Regions from separate parts of the Mus musculus genome. Here region 1 is linked to region 2. The links are chromatin loops, found by intact Hi-C in ENCODE. Cell type or tissue: gastrocnemius. All regions are shown on one strand.

What was found. A loop is a pair of places that touch in the nucleus more often than their neighbours do. Peaks named below come from ENCODE experiments on the same cell type or tissue, not always from the same donor. Only the 100,000 strongest peaks of a DNase experiment are listed, where the experiment ranks them.
Region 1: a loop joins it to region 2, with 5 times the contacts of the local background. A loop is called at or near these places in 33 of 42 quality-filtered maps.

Annotation. Positions count from the first base shown.
Region 1 is chr7:84,776,055-84,784,054 of GRCm38, reverse strand. It overlaps 2610206C17Rik (RIKEN cDNA 2610206C17 gene), which reads right to left. Exons shown (of 5, transcript NR_038175.1): 5 at 7,506-8,000. Among named protein-coding and RNA genes, the nearest start is that of Olfr291, 74 kb to the left of the region's middle. In gastrocnemius, CTCF peaks have their summits at 4,302 (motif pointing left) and 4,713 (motif pointing right); DNase peaks (open chromatin) are centred at 4,350 and 4,703; H3K4me3 peaks cover 897 bases; H3K27ac peaks cover 587 bases.
Region 2 is chr7:84,590,989-84,598,988 of GRCm38, reverse strand. It overlaps Fah (fumarylacetoacetate hydrolase), which reads left to right. Exons shown (of 14, transcript NM_010176.4): 6 at 1,714-1,811; 7 at 1,903-1,955; 8 at 3,432-3,531; 9 at 4,146-4,276; 10 at 5,728-5,803; 11 at 6,561-6,607. Among named protein-coding and RNA genes, the nearest start is that of Fah, 11 kb to the left of the region's middle. In gastrocnemius, a CTCF peak has its summit at 4,388 (motif pointing left); DNase peaks (open chromatin) are centred at 4,315 and 4,745.

The DNA.
Region 1 (8,000 bases), 190 kb before region 2:
GAGAGACTGAGACAGGGGAAGCATGATTATTTATACAGCCAAAAGAAATGTAGACAATTAATTTGGGAGGTGGCTTGTAAGAGAACAGCAAAGATTGAGACTGAAGACTTTGCTTGATATTTATAATTATTGTATCAATTTTGAAGAAGAGGACTTTATAAGTTACTCTTATTCTGAGATGAATGCTTTTCAAAATCATCACAGCCAATGAACCAGAATCTTACCCTCACCTAACGTCTGTGCCACCCTCCAAGCAGAACCATGACTTCATGGATAGACTGTCTTGATACACACACCATTTCTTAAATGAATGTAACCTGTTCCCTGAGGGCAGAGAATGATAACAATCAGCCAAGGTAAATAGCTTTGACCATAGCAGGAAATCTGTATCCAAAAATTGTGCCTACAATTCATTCCTTGCACAGCAGTACTGTCAACTCTTAGCTTACCTACTATGGGGGTAAAATCCTTTGGTAATGTGAGGAACATTGAAGTACAGCCTTATTACAATGAACTCCAATGTCCAAAAATTGTTCTTATTTTGTGTTTGTACCACAGTAAGAGCCAAGATTTTAAGCTCTACTAAAAACAAAACAAACAAACAAACAAACAAACAGTTAATATATTTGGAGTGATTTAAATTTATATTGAGAAAAACATGTATTTTCAGTATTGCTGTAGACAAGCATCTACATAAGACTGTTCAATTGACTTGTTTTATATAAAACAACTTTTATAATACTCATTTTATTGTTACAATATTTTACAAATTTTAAAGAATATGATAAGAAAACAAGAGGTATTGCATGTTTTGAAGGGATCTCCAGGAGGAGTTGGGGTACAAAAGGGAAAGAAGAATGTGATGTAAGTCTATTTACTCAAAATATGTTTTTAAATGTTAACAAATTCAGATAAATTGAAATTATGTATCTTTTCTCATCATAATACGATAAAATTTAAATTAAAAAATAATTTAAAAGACTATAGTAAACCAAAATAAAATTAAGAGCAAGAGCTTAATGCATGAGGCACTTTGGCAAGTGAATGCAGGAGCCATTTAGAAGAAAAGATATACCTTAGATTTCTAGGGAGTTCTAAACAGAAAAAAATGAAATGAAAAAGAGTTAATGTTGAATATATACAGTTATTTAAACACCTAAAATGCCAATTAAGCAACGATGGGTTATTTACTTTTAGAAAACATATTACATATCCAAAATGGCATAATAGAAAAAATAGCAGAGAGGATAGTATAAGGGTTGGGGACCACCTGGTGTAGAGGGATAATGGCAACATTAATTGAGTGAAGGTCCTAGACCAAGTGAAAACTTCTCTTAGGATTTTTGACTGCCAATATGGGGATATTGTAGGGTAAAGAGGTAGGGCATAGAAGCCATTTGGATTTACAAACAAATGAATGATAGGTTTGAGGCCTTTGAGGCTGGTTGGGGGTAGGGAGTATTGAGGTTTTGAGATGTAGGCAGAAGGGTCTTTGAATATAATTGAAGGGGTTTGTGATGTGTAGCAAGAGAAGAACACGTGGTATCCCAGGTGGCAGGATTGACTAAAAAAGGGAACAAGGGACAGGAGTGGTCTGAGGATTCAGGAGAGAGAAAGAGTACAAGTGGAGGTCAAAGAAAGGAGGATGAGGGACACAGAGTTGTGGCCAGGTTGGAAGGCATATTTATTATTTCAGAGAGGACATCTCTCCCTAGTAAAAGAATAGGGCATGAAAATATAAAGAGGAAGGAGTGGGGAAAGAAAAAGCCTTTAAAAGAACAAGTTAAGGGAGGGGTCTGGAAAGGTGGCTATGTACTCCAGCTAAGTGGGAGGGATATGAAAGAGGGAAAGGGGGTGAGTGGACCCCCCAGAATTCCATCATGACTGAGAAAGTGGACCCAGTATACAGGAGGAATGTGATGAGGCAACCTGACAGAAGTGAGACCCTAGGCTCCTAGAGTTTAATGGACGTGGTCAGAGCCCAGGCCCTGTCAGTCCTCAGTTGCTAGGCCAAACAGGTCCAAGAAGAATTCAGGAAGGCTGGATGGAACCCAGGGAAGTTGTGCCCTAGTGATCCCCAGTAACCCTGTGGACACTTAGAACAAGAACAGGTAGGCCTTCAAAGATTTGAACAGGTGCAGGCACAGTGACCTTCCTTGCCACACTTGAAGCAGGGACCTAGTGGCTCCTTCTGGGAATTCATTAGAGATCCTGATCCAAGAGTTAGTACTTGTGTTGCACTCATTACAATTATGGAAGACCTTAAAAGCCAAGGCCAGAACCTTGGCTTGGGGTAAAAGTAGGCCTTGGTCATTTGAATTTGGCCCTTATGTCTGAGTAGAACTGAGCAAAACATAGATCATAAAAAGTTGTTGGTCAACTAAGGTGTCTAGGTCTATGTTTGCATGTTCAAGTAGGGACTGTGTGGTGCATCAGAGGAAATGAGAGGGATTTTCAGGCTTGCCCAATTATCTCATGGACTTTTTGAAAGTTAATTGGTTTTAGGGTAGCTCTCCTCAGGCCAGAAAGGAGACAAGTAATAAACCAGTCCCTGGCCTGATAATCATCACCGTCATTGTAATCTCAATGAGTATCTATGTTAGAGGCTGCTGCAGCTCTGGCAAGGTAGGTCCTGTGTGTTTGGTGTATTTGATCTGCATGGTCACAGGCCTTTTTCCATACATGTATGCATTACCCAGAGAGGAGGTTATTGGAAAGGAGCATAGAGACGTCATGAAAGGTATGGTCACAAGATTGTGTTATAAAATGTTTGATAAAGGTGGTAAGGTCTGAGGTAAAGGAAACTAGACATTTTTTAACCTATTAACAGGATTTTTGGACGTTTAATAACAGACACCAGATTTTGAAGGGGAATCCACAAACAATGCCAAACTCAACAGAAAATGCCTACGAATCATCCATACGAGTCTGCCCAAACCAATAAAGTTTGTGGCTCGGTGCAGTCTTTCTGGTCCCACAAGACAGAGCAGGGACAATAGAACAGAGCAGGAATGCTCAATGATCTATCAAAACCCAAAAAACCTAGGGGATGCTTGAAACAGCAAGAAATGGGGGATAAGAAGTTGAGGCAACAGAAGGACCAGAAAGTGTAGAAGGGAGGGCAGAGCTACTAGCCAATCTTAGTCACATCACCAAAATGAAAGGACCTCCAAGTCTACACAAAACACACCCATACACCAAACCCTTACTCCAAAGGAGATTTATTTACCCTAGAAGGATCAGTGGGCTGCTCTGCACCCCACAAAGACAGCAGCAGGAAGCACTGCAGGAATGGTTTTTTAAGAAGAAAGGGGGGAGGGAGTTTATGCTAAGATGAGTTGTGTACTATGTGAACTGAGATTTAATATTAAGAGTAGAATAAAAAAAAAAACTGTGTTTACTTCATCCAGGGTTGCCAAGGAAAGCAGAAATATCTTCCAAATAGCTGCCATTAAAACCTCTATACATTGTCAATTTATTGCAATAGTAATATTAATAATAAACTCTGACGTAGAAAAACACAAACATGTCCAATCATGTTTCTGACATAGTAAACCCAGACAATAGAGCTGCTATTCCAGGATGCCTGGGGCCCTAGTTTCCCATCCCTGGCAAAACAAAAACAGAAAACAAAAAGAAACAAAAGCAAAACAGAAAAGCAATCTGCTCCTTTCAGGGACTATAAGGATAACCCTGAATGCTAACTTAGCCAGTACAGGAAGAAAAAAAAAAAAAAAAAACGTTCATCCTACCTCTCTTTCCACAACTCTAACTCTCACCATGGGTTTGCAAGGGTAATTTTATCTATTATTATCTTGATAAGGAAACAGGTTCAGAATTAACCAGTACAAAGATGAAGCTAATGCAAAAGCAGAGAAGCCAGATTAAATCCAGATGTGTCTTCCAAGGCTCCATCACTCTGCTTTCCTTTGAAAACATCACTTGTTTCCCTCGTGTAAACTCACCTGATCATATTCCTTTAGAAAATGTTCCAGCTCTCCCATCTAGGTTGCCACATACATACATACATACATACATACATACATAGGTACATGGCTGTTGTTTTTGTATTCTTCGTCTTCACGATTTTCTCTTGCTTTATAGGGAAGATATCATCTTTTTTCATCCCTCGGGTACTACTAGATGTTGAATAATAAGTAACCTACATTTACCGTGCTCTATCTAAAACACTGACAAAGTCTTCCTCTTAATGGGACAAGGGTTTCATTCTGGAAAACAAAATCCACTACCAGACAGGCCAATGCTCTCAGAGGAGCTAACTACAAGTTTGTGCGCCCCCAAGTGGCCAGAGCGACCATCGGATCAAAAGCGCGCTCCCAAAATGACTACGCGTTATAAAAGAAGACTTGAGTCTCACTGTGGACGTGAGCAACACGGGAGGACCCGGCCCCACCGGATGACACGTACCCACCTGAGAGGCCGGGTGCGCGCCGGAACTGCGCCTGCGCAGATTAAGAAAAAGAAAGAAAGAAAGAGAAAAAAACGTGTGTATTGGACTTTCAAAACCGTAGTTTCTGTGATGCGAGGTACACAGGGCTTATACAATCGCCTCAGAATTTGGGACCTCCAGCCATGGGGGCTGCAGATGCTGCCTCATCTATACCCATCGCTCAGCGTCCTTCGATTCTGAAAGAACTGAGATCACAGGGGCCAACGCTATCCAGCCTCGCCTGCGGCACACGCTGTCTCCAGCAGGGGGCGATGAGGTGTCTGGTGCTGCCCACTGCTAGTGGTGCTGCAGCCCAGGTTCCTGTTGTTGGCTCCTTGAGGACTGCTAGATTGAGGTGGCAAGATAGAAAAAGACCTGCTGCCCCCAGGTACTAATTCCTATAGGTTAAAGAACAAAAGACTCCCTCGACCTACAAGGCATCTTCCTCCATTTGAGTGGGTACCTTGGCTGGTGAACCACATGGACCACATACAGAAATAGGCCCTGCCTAGAGGACGTTGTTCTCTTACCTCTGGAGAATTTAGAATTCAGAGAGAGTCATCCTGATCTTTATTGTCACAGAGTTCGGCAGTCATGTCACTGTAGAATAACTCGAACTTGGTTCTCCTGTAGGAAGTCTTCACAGAAAGCTTATTGGAAAGTGGAGAGAGACCCTGGGGTACTTCTGTGTTGGGAGAGTCTGGTAACAACACTGTCGCACATATAGAGAAGAGCACTACAGTTACCCTATATGAACAACCAGGAAATCCAGTGGATTAAGAGTTCATTTTCAGCCTATAAAGGTCTTAAATCTTTTAAATAACAAGCTGGATTCTAAAATTTTACAAGGTAATGTGAAAGTTTGGTAGACCCATGTTAACAGTGAGTTCATATGAGAATTCAAGCATTTCAAACTTTTTAAAAAAAAAGCATTGAAAATAAAGATCACAGGTGGAGATTATGGCTTCCAGATATTAAGTCAGACTGTAAAGCCTGATTTATAAGGCAGTGCTGATGCTGTAATACTCAAAGGGACTGTGGACTAACGGAAAGGCAGAAAATAGATCTAAAGCCATCTCAAACCACTGGGACATTCTTTTTTTTTAATAAATAAGTGTTGAAACAACATTCATAAGGAAAAAAACCTAAATTAATTAGAGATATAGTGTAAAAACTGACTCTATAAGTTCCAAAGAAAATAAGACAATAACCTTATTGAGAAAATCTTTTCTCAGAAGCATAGGTAGTGAAGCAAAAGGTAGATAGCTTTGCTAACAAAATACTTTAAACTGTCACAGCAAAAAACAAAATGATATCTAACAAGCTGGGGAAAAATTATAGCATATACTGCAAAGACTTGTATTTCTGTGGATAAAGGTCTAAACAACTGGCTTCCATAACAGAATACCTGTTTATAATAACCAGAAATTTATAATGGGTAATTTACAATAGACAAGAGTGTGTTCACCCACAGTTCTGGAAGCTGGCAATTAAGGGTTCTTCCTCACCATTTCTGGATAATCAATTTAATGACAAGACTGTTCAAGATAAATCTTTATATACACATATATACTTGATAGATAGATAGATAGATAGATAGATAGATAGATAGATAGATAGACAGATAGACAGACAGATAGACAGATGATACATGAAGTGGATGGCATGTGTGTGTACCACTGGCATGCAGTGCCCAAAGGGGCCAGAAGAGAGCATCACATCCTCTGGAATTGGACAGAGGCAAATGAATTGTCATATGGGTACTGGAAATTGAATCCCCATATTCAGGAAGAGTCAGGAAGAGCAACCAGTGCTCTTAACCACTGATCCATTTCTCCAGCCCTCAAGATAATTCTGTAAGGGCTAATCTTCAACAAGTGATGCCAAGACAAGTAAGTGTTCATAGGCCAAAGAGGAAAGATGGACCTCTCTCTAGCACTGTATTCACATTTTAAATCAAAATAGATGCCAAGTCTAAATATAGGAAGCAAAATAAAGCCTTTAGAAGGAAAAAAATCATAAATTTGTAAAGTTGATTCAGGAAAGACACAAGATATAAGTAAATAAAGGGAAGTTTGGACTTAGATTAAAGCATTTCATTGATTGTCAAAAGATAATCAAGAGAACAAAAGGACAAATTAAAGAATGGAAAAAATAGTTGAAAATTATATGAGAAACCTTTACCCAGATTATGTATAGAACTAATAACTAAGCAATAAATAATCAAGTTTTCCAAATGGGCAAAGGGTTTGAATACACATTTTTGGCAAGTCAAAATAGAATACAAGCACGAGCAAACTGAGGGCATTACGTTATGAATTATTAACGTGACTACAACAAACTAAGTAGCAAAGAACACAACTGATTTAAGCAACCTTGGAAAACAGTATTTTGACTGTATATGGTGCATGCTAAATAGAAAAGAATCATATGTAGATATTGTGTTTGAGCTGATATTTTTGTTTTTCACAGGAGTATAAATTATCAACAGTGAAAGAATTTTGTCTGTATTTTAGGACTGAAAAAATAAGCACTTGCATTGTGAAAAATGACAAGTTTGTTTCATGTTGGAAAAAGAACTACAAAAATAGATATGGAGGTAGAGATAAGCTAACACACACAAACTGGATTCCACTGTGAGAGGACTTGGAGCAATGACAATCCTGGCAATACAATGAGGTGTAACATCTAGATCTTAGTTCCTAAATGTCATCCTACATTCAAAAACAAAACAAACAACTCCCCCCACACACACACACAAACTAACAAACAAAAACAAACCCTGGGCTTCTGGAAGAAAGCATTCATTCAGAATTTGAGGCTAAGGGAAAAAAAAAAAAACTTTGAATAATCCATGGAGCCACAAAGAATGTTTTAAAAGGGAAGGAGTCCAGGAGCCAACTTGGGAGTCCCATGCTAGGAAATTTTGAGCAAGATAATAATGATAATCTCAATTTATAGTCCATGCAATCAAGTGTAAGTTCATTAATCAACATTAATAGGAATAAGTGTTGAGGTCCATGAAGCACTGAAGAATGATACCCCAGACACAAATGGTATACAAAAGGAAAGAGCATTTATTCTGCAGAAATCCAGCATGCAAGGGTCTACAATTCATAAAAATGGTAACCTCAAGGTGAGCTCTGTAGGCTCAATTTAAAGGTTATTAGGGGGAATTCCAAGAAGAGGTAGGTGACCCAAATGGTTGGCTCTAACTCTAGGGGTATGGGTAACTCTGGGATTGGCTAGAGTTCTGTGGGCTTTCCAAACTCATCACTGGGGGCCTGGGGACTTTACAAGAACCCTTGCTGACTAACCTTGGCAGGGCAGCTTCTGATTGGCTGTTCATGGGCTGTGGTTTTTCCAAGAACTGGTCTGCTCAGTTCTGGGAAACAGAAACTTAGGCCTAGTCTCCTGAACTGGCATCTTGCAGCCTCTCATGGAGTCAGCTTGGCGCTCATTCCCTCCTTGAATAATGGCCTAACCTGAAACCTTAAGATGGGCTGGTATTGCTGCTTGTGAATCACCAGTTGGATTCTCAATCATCAGT
Region 2 (8,000 bases):
AGCAGCAAAGACCCTGTTTGGTCAAAGTAGCCTAGGGAAAAAACAAAACTGATGATGTTGCGTCCTCTAGAAAGAGCAGGCCTGGCTTTTGGTTCCCTCAGCATGAGTTTGAGGTCCTAGGCTATCCAGCCTATCACCGGCCTGTGGAATTGTCCTTTCAGCTCTCCCCTGGAGAACAGTCATGGGGATTCGACCCCCTGCAATGCTCGATTCCCCCTAGATCCTTTTATTGGCAGCCTGCCTATTACTGTTCTGCTACTATTGCGCTAGCATTCAGAAAAAAAAAAGGGTCAGAAATCTAAATTACGTTCAAGCATTTTAGAGTTCAAGTATTATCTCTGTAATAAAGAATATGTGCATCTGGGAAACAAAAGGTCACACCGTGTTCCACCCTGATGTTAAGGAAATCCAGGTCAAAGATTGAGGCCCCTCAGTTTGGTTCAGATGAAGGTAGGGTCCCATTTCCTCATCCAGACTTGCTCCTCACATTCTGATCCCTGACATTTGGTAGAGGCATCCTGCTGATCTGGCATCCTGATGACAGCCAGCTCCTTTGAGGCTAGATAGTCTGCTGGGTCATTTTCCCTGAAGTCATGCAAACAGTTTCTGATTGGCTGGGGATAAACACAGCCTGAACCTGTGCAGAGCAGCAGTCTGTTAAATCCACCCACCTTAAGCAGGAGCCTGGAGACCGACCCAGCCTGCTGTGTCCGGCAAGTGTGACCCTGTTGTCCATTTTTCTGGTGCCGTGGACAGTCCTTGTGGCTGTATCACTCCCATCTGTTTCTATCTTCATACGACTGTTTCTTCTTCTCCATGTCTTCTACCTTGTACAAGGACACTCTAGGATATATGGATGCTGAGATGATCCTGGGGTACTAGTTACATCTAAAAAGATTATTTCTACATCTTCTTGGGGGTTAGGGTATGGACAGATCTTTTGTGGAGTTGCCACTCGGTGTACTGCAGGCCTAACCTCTTGCTTCATTCAAATAACCATAGGTATTCACCACATGCTGTCTTCTCACCCACACAGGTCTGTGTGCTCATCTAAGACCACCCCTAGCCTCGCTGTACTTATTTTGATATTTGGAAAAACTCTTTTATTTCCTCTCCATATTCTTGTTTTACAAGTATCTTCTAACAGTTTTCCCCAGCCTTGGATACCTATTTGCTCTGAGCTTTACGATTTATTCCCAGGGTTTTTGTTTGTTTGTTTGTTTTGTTTTGTTTTGTTTAATTAGAGATGGGCAGAGTCCACAAAGGAAGCAGCAGAGCACTGTCTGATCAAAGAAGCCTGGGTTCTTTAGTTGTCCCTCCTCCTCTTCCTGTTCCTCCAGCTCTTCCTCCTCCTCTTCTTCCTTTTCCTCTTCCTCTTCCTCGTCATCCTCCCCCTCCTCCTCCTCACTGTATAGCTAGCTCTGGTTGGCCTAGAACTTACAATGTGTAGGAGGCTGGCCTTACACTGCTGGTACTCCTGCCTCTGTCTTCTGAGTGCTGTGATTGCATGTGTGACCTTCCCCTTTTCTCCTTAAAGCTGAATCATTTCCCCCCCCCCCACTCCGCCCCACCCCTGTGTGATAGACCACATTTGTTTTCTCCATTCATCTATCAGTGGACACTTGGGGACATGTTTTAATTTTTGAATAGTGAGTGTACATCCACTCTGTCTCTTTCTGAAGTTCAGTTCACTATCACCACCTCCTTTATCAGGCTCCACTTACCTGTGGGATACCATGGCCGAGCTTCCTCCATTGTGGTATCTGGAACCCCGATTCGAAGACCCATGGGGCAGATGAGACCTGATAACTGTAAGTGACTCCAGTACCCTAATTCCACTCTCTATTGCTATGAGCTCTGTAGCCTGGTATTGATGGTTGCTTTTATCTGCCATCTTTCCAGCAAAGCCTCCTGTGTATGGTGCCTGCAGACTCTTAGACATGGAGTTGGAAATGGTGAGTTCTGTGTGGAATTTTGTTGAATGGGATCTACAAAGCGCTGTGGCAGTAAAGCTCTCTTTCTGGGGCGGCACTTCACACCTGTTTGGCCACAAATAGCAGCCCATGTCCCCATGTGACCACTGAATGCAGTTGATGTTCTTTCTTCAGATTCTGTGTTTGTGAATTCTCCCACTTGCTGAAACTTATTTGCAACCCAAATATTAACACAAGTCATTGCCACACAGAGAAGTGGAAAATTTGAGTCTCCTGATACACACATTTGTCCCCAGTTGAGGTCACACCAGGCTCCCTGTCTTCGTGTTTCAGGTCTCATGCTATAAAAACATGCTATATTTTTGGTTTTTTTTCTCCACATATTTTCCACATTTGAACTACTTTTATTATTTACAATGCCTCCCAAGTGGAGGTCCATTGTGGTTCCCTAACTGCAGGAGGGCAATTCTAACAAGTGTTAGAAAAGCCTCATTCATACCTAAGTTGTAGCTGTTGTTGGGGAATACAGTGTTGTTGAGCCAACACTATGTCAGCTATCTTTAACAGAAAGAGGTAAAATATGGTGAGTGTTGTAGCCAGAGACTATGAAAACCCAGCTTGTTGCATCTTGTGGGAGCACCGGTCCACCTTTTTTCTGTCACATTCATGGTGATTTTATACAATGTCACATGAACAGCAAGCATCAAGGCCCGGTGGCAGGGCCTCTATCACTTTAGAAAGACCCACACTAAGGCTCCACTCTTTATTTAAATTAAGCACTTTATTTTGAGAGTGCTGAAGACTCATATGTAGTTGTGAGAAATGAGGTGGAGATCCCCTGAATTTGAAAGAGATGGGGTCCTTCATGCCTCGGTGCCCTCAGCTCTCTCTCTCTCTCTCTCTCTCTCTCCCTCTCTCTCTCTCTCTCTCTCTCTCTCTCTGTGTGTGTGTGTGTGTGTGTGTGTGTGTGTGTGTGTATCTTGAAGATTTTGCACTGTTTAAACCCTATCTCAAGGACAAATAAAACAGTGACCCTAGCCATGAACGTAGATGATTCTGTACTGCTCAAGGAATTCCTTCTCCCCCGCACTTAGTTTCCCTTAGACATGATTGCTAGATGTTCTCTTGGTCCATGGCTATTGGACAGATGCCATTCCTTTTGGGATAGGTAGGGCTGTGAAGTCAACTTGTCAATCCTCCTGGAATGAGCACCCCTGATGTTTTCATTCTTTACAAGTGTCATATACTGTCAGATGTGAGGGTATGGAGCCTGGAATACAGAGGAAGAATCAGAAAGGCCTGGGGTGCCCTGGGGCTAGGGGGGAAAGGGCTCATGTGAGTAGACTTCCCACCTTAGAGACCCAGGGAAGTAATGCCAGGTCCTCAGGCAGCCCTAGTCCCTGGTTGAACTTTGAAAATATTTTCCCTTTGCTCTGTAAGCCACAGTGACCCAGAGCATCGGGTCATCTAGATTCTTACCAACTTTCTCCATGGCAGGCTTTCTTCGTAGGCCCTGGGAACAGATTCGGAGAGCCAATCCCCATTTCCAAAGCCCATGAACACATTTTCGGGATGGTCCTCATGAACGACTGGAGCGGTAATGCCTGGTGGCCCAGCTTCCTCTGATGTTCTGTTCTTAGGGGCACACACAGGAGTTGGGTATGGGACAGGAGGCCTAAGTACTACAGGGGTGATACCATGCAGACTTCTGACTCTGTGGGTGTGGGGCAGTCACAGCTTCCCTGAGTAGCTTTCTCATAAGTGGAAGGATGGAGCTGACAGAACCTAAAGCTTTATCAAGCCCTACACACTCCACTCACTGTTGCCAGCACCATCAGCTGCTGATGAAGAGCTGTACATGGAGGGATTTTAGTCAGTGGCTGAATTGAGCCTTACTATTCATCAGCCCAGCATCTGAGTCCCAGCTCTACACCCTGATACCATGTGTAAGAGGAAGTGGGTCCAGAAATCTCAGGAGAGGGCCTTCCCCCATTCAGGCCCTTGGTAGGGACTGTCCTGTCATCCTTCATTGTTCCCTAGCACAGCACCTCCAAGGACCTCTGTCTTCATACTGAATACCTTTCTGTTTGTTCCCTGGGAGATCTGGTTGGCCAGAGCCATGTAGAGAGGTCCATGTAGGTCAAGGACAGGAAGCAGCTTGGAGTGAGTCTGTAAGCCACGGTGAGACCTAAGCTTGCTGTCTTTTCATAGCACGAGACATCCAGCAATGGGAGTACGTCCCACTTGGGCCATTCCTGGGGAAAAGCTTTGGAACCACAATCTCCCCGTGGGTGGTGCCTATGGATGCCCTCATGCCCTTTGTGGTGCCAAACCCAAAGCAGGTAAGCACCCTTCTGCTGAAAACTCTGCTCTAAGTTCCGGCTTCCGCCCTTTCCTGTTGCCCTCTGATACTGAGACATGGTGATGCTTGGTGGATCCTGCATTTTGTTTTGTGCAATGGCTCCCTCTAGAGTCTAATTTGCAGAATGCATTTTGGAATAGAGGCTATAAGGGAAAAGGTGTGTGTGTGTGTGTGTGTGTGTGTGTGTGTGTGTGTGTGTGTGTGTCCAACAGGGTTCCCAGTGCAATATCCCACCCCTTCATTACAGTCACCCAGCTCTTATGGCCAATGCCTTGAAGGCCCTAACTTCTCTCAAACACGGCTCTGGTAAATGACCTATCTGGTCCTCCCACATCTCTGGGTCTAAATCTCCAGAGGGCTCTGCTCTGCTCCTGGCTCCCTGCCTTCCCTCCCCACACTCTCCCTGGCATTGTCTCACCAGCTGTGTACTGCTGCACTTTCTCCCTCACCCATCCATGTCATTTTATGCATGAACACTCTTGGGACTTTCCCCTGCAAATTGGTTCTTCATAAAAGTCCCTGCAGTTCCATTCTGTCTCCTTGGATCTTCCCCAACACTTCCCACCACAGCACCCACGTCTCCCCTCTGGTGGTCTCCCTCCTCTTTGTCTCTGTCCCTCCACTGTCCTTCTCATCTTCTGGCCACCCAGGACCTGTTGGGCTCCTGCTTTAATGGTCCCCATCCTCCTTCACAGTCCTTCGCCCAGCTCTATCTTCACAGAGATGATTGGATGCTGACTGCCTCCATCCTTCCCAAGGACTGTTTAAGTACAGCTGTCACCATTCCTGCCCCTTCCCAACGAATCAGCAGGGTTTTCTCTAAAGTAGTTTCTAATTTAACCCTTAGTACACTGGGAAGGAGCTGTACTCCCCACAAGCATCACTGGTCACACTGTCACCATTAAAAACGCATAGTCGTTCAGACTACCCAGAGTTATCTTATGTCCTGCTAAATGATTTTTGTGTTGTATTTTGGAACAACACTGTTTGTTCAATGTGCAGCACTCTGCCTGGACATCAATGGCCTTCCCAGCTGTTCCAGCACCAAAGATGGCTGCCAGCTTCACTGCTGCCAGGGACTCTGCCTTCCAGGGCATCCACCTTGCCCTCACTATTGTCCTAGCTTTTCCTTACAGGTTCTGTGGCCAATCTCTGACCTCTCATTGTCCCCCTCCCAAGTCTATCCTCCCTCAGCTTCCTGAAGCATTGTTACTTCCTGTGATCTCTAACCTATTTCTCTGTACATTCACCCATCAGCTTATTTTCTCAAGTGTGGCATGTGTGACCTTCTGACCAAGGGCAGTGTACAGGACTTCTCCAGTTCACATCTGTCACTGCTGCCATATGTCACACTCTGTATTGGAGAGCAGAGGCTGCTGGGAACTCAGCCCCCACTGACAGCTACAGCTTTGATGTGCTCTTGCCTTTTAGGACCCCAAGCCCTTGCCATATCTCTGCCACAGCCAGCCCTACACATTTGATATCAACCTGTCTGTCTCTTTGAAAGGTATGTGATGGGTGAGTGGTATTGCCTAGGCTCAGCAGGCAGGCACAGCCAGGCTCCATTGCCCCAGCGGATCCTGAGCATTGCTGGGTGGAACTAGAGGCACCTGTTCCAGCCTGGAGGCTGTGTGGGGCTCTTGTAAAGAAAGAAGAGTGTGAGGGCCATCCTCCAGTTGGGATGCATTGTCCTACAGGGGAGGCCTTGTCCTCCACCCTGTGTTGGACTCTGCAACCTTCTAGCCAGCGTCTACCTCTATCACTGCCACCTACCTTACACTGTAACCCAGATATGTGGTACATTTCTTTAAACACCTGTTTAAAAGCCTGATCTCACGGGCTCATGAGAATGAGAAGTAGGGCTTGATCGTGAGCCATATCCTGGGCAGACTAGGGAGCCATGTTGATGGCCTACCTCCACTGAGCTAGTCTGCAACTAAGCTGTGGTGTGAGGGGCTGGCTTTACAGGCCAAGCTGTGATGTGAGGGGCCTACTACGCAGGCCGTGGTGAAGGTCTCAGCTCTACTCTTGTCCAGCTTTGGAGCTTGGGCAAGTACCAAACAATACCTTAGTTTGTCATCTGTGAAACAGGGAAACTACAGCTTTGGTTTTATAGATGATGGTGATGATTAAGGAAACTGATCCTGAACAGAACCTGTAACTAGGAAGGGGCAGGTGTCATGTTCATGAGAGAGCTGGAAGCAGTTTTCTTCCTGGTCAGCAGGACTAAATCTGTATAAGTATTACTTCTCAATTTCTGACAGGAGAAGGAATGAGCCAGGCGGCTACCATCTGCAGGTCTAACTTTAAGGTGAGTTTGGAGGCCATCAGACTGCTTTGTGGAAGGGAAGAACGTGACAGGAATAGGAGATATTCTATTCCTCTGGGAGTGGAATGACACATCAGCCTGGAAGCCTGCATCACAGGACCCCTCAAGACAGAAGCTGCTACAAGAGGTGGTCAAAGTTTTCTGGGTGCACTTCCTATCCTGTGAAGGCCAAGCCTCTGAATCCTATGTCCTGATCGTCTGGGACGATGAAAGTGCTGTCTCTGTGCACATGGGGGAGGGGCCTGAAGTTGACAGGGGGTGTTTTCCTCAGCCACTCTGCACATTTTTTTTTTTTTGAAACAAGATCTGACATTGAATCTGGAGCAAGTCTCAGGGGTCCTCATGTCGCCGCCTCCTTAGTGCTGAGATTATAGGCACACACTGCACTCAGATTTTTATGTGGGCCACAGGTTTCAGTAAAATGTGGGTCCTTCTGCTGCCTGTGCAGCAAGCTTTACTAACAGAGACATCATGGCAGCCCACTTATTTTTTTAAGCAAACATTTTCCAAGTATTTATTAGTTTTTAAATTGTGTTTGCATGTGCACATATGCATGTCCAGAAAAGACCGATTCCTGCAGTTGATGTTATGGGGGTTATGAGACATCTGGCACAGGCGTTGACAAACTACCTTGGGTTCTCTGCTAGAGAAGTATGTATTCTTAAGTGCATCAAAAGACAAGCTTTTATTGAAACAACAGAAGACACATGTACAGATACTGTACAGAATCGCAAATGCCAAAATCATAAATGAAGACACTCAGGAGTTTTCACGAGAAAGTATACCTCTGCATTCAGTCTGACTCATGTCAGAAAGGGGAATTCCCAGCCCTCAGTGGGTTGCTGCCTCTTTTCAGCCATGCCTTCACTTCCCTAATGTAGGCCACATCTCCTTGCTTCTGTTGCCACACACTGACTTTGTCTGTTGATTAGTTTTATATGGGATTGTTATAGTGTATATCTATTCTGCTAGGCTTCATGGTTGCAATGCTGGATTTGTGAGGTTCCGCCACATTGTTTGCAGTGGGAGCTTGTTTGTCTCATTGCTTATAGGATACTACACTGCCAGCTCCACAATGGGTGATGGCCATTTGGTTGCTTTTATATTTTAGCTGTCCTTGAATTACTGTCAGCATTCTAGTACACATCTCTTGGAGTACATATGTGCACATTTTTTGGGATATATATATATATATATATATATATATATATATATATATATATCCAGGAATACAACTGCTGTGTACACACATACACACATACAGATAGAGAGAGAGGGAGAGAGGGAGAGAAAGACAGAGAGAGACAGAGAGAGACAGAGATAGATAGAGAGAGACAGAGACAGAGGGGCAGACAGAGGGTAGGCCCGTGCACAC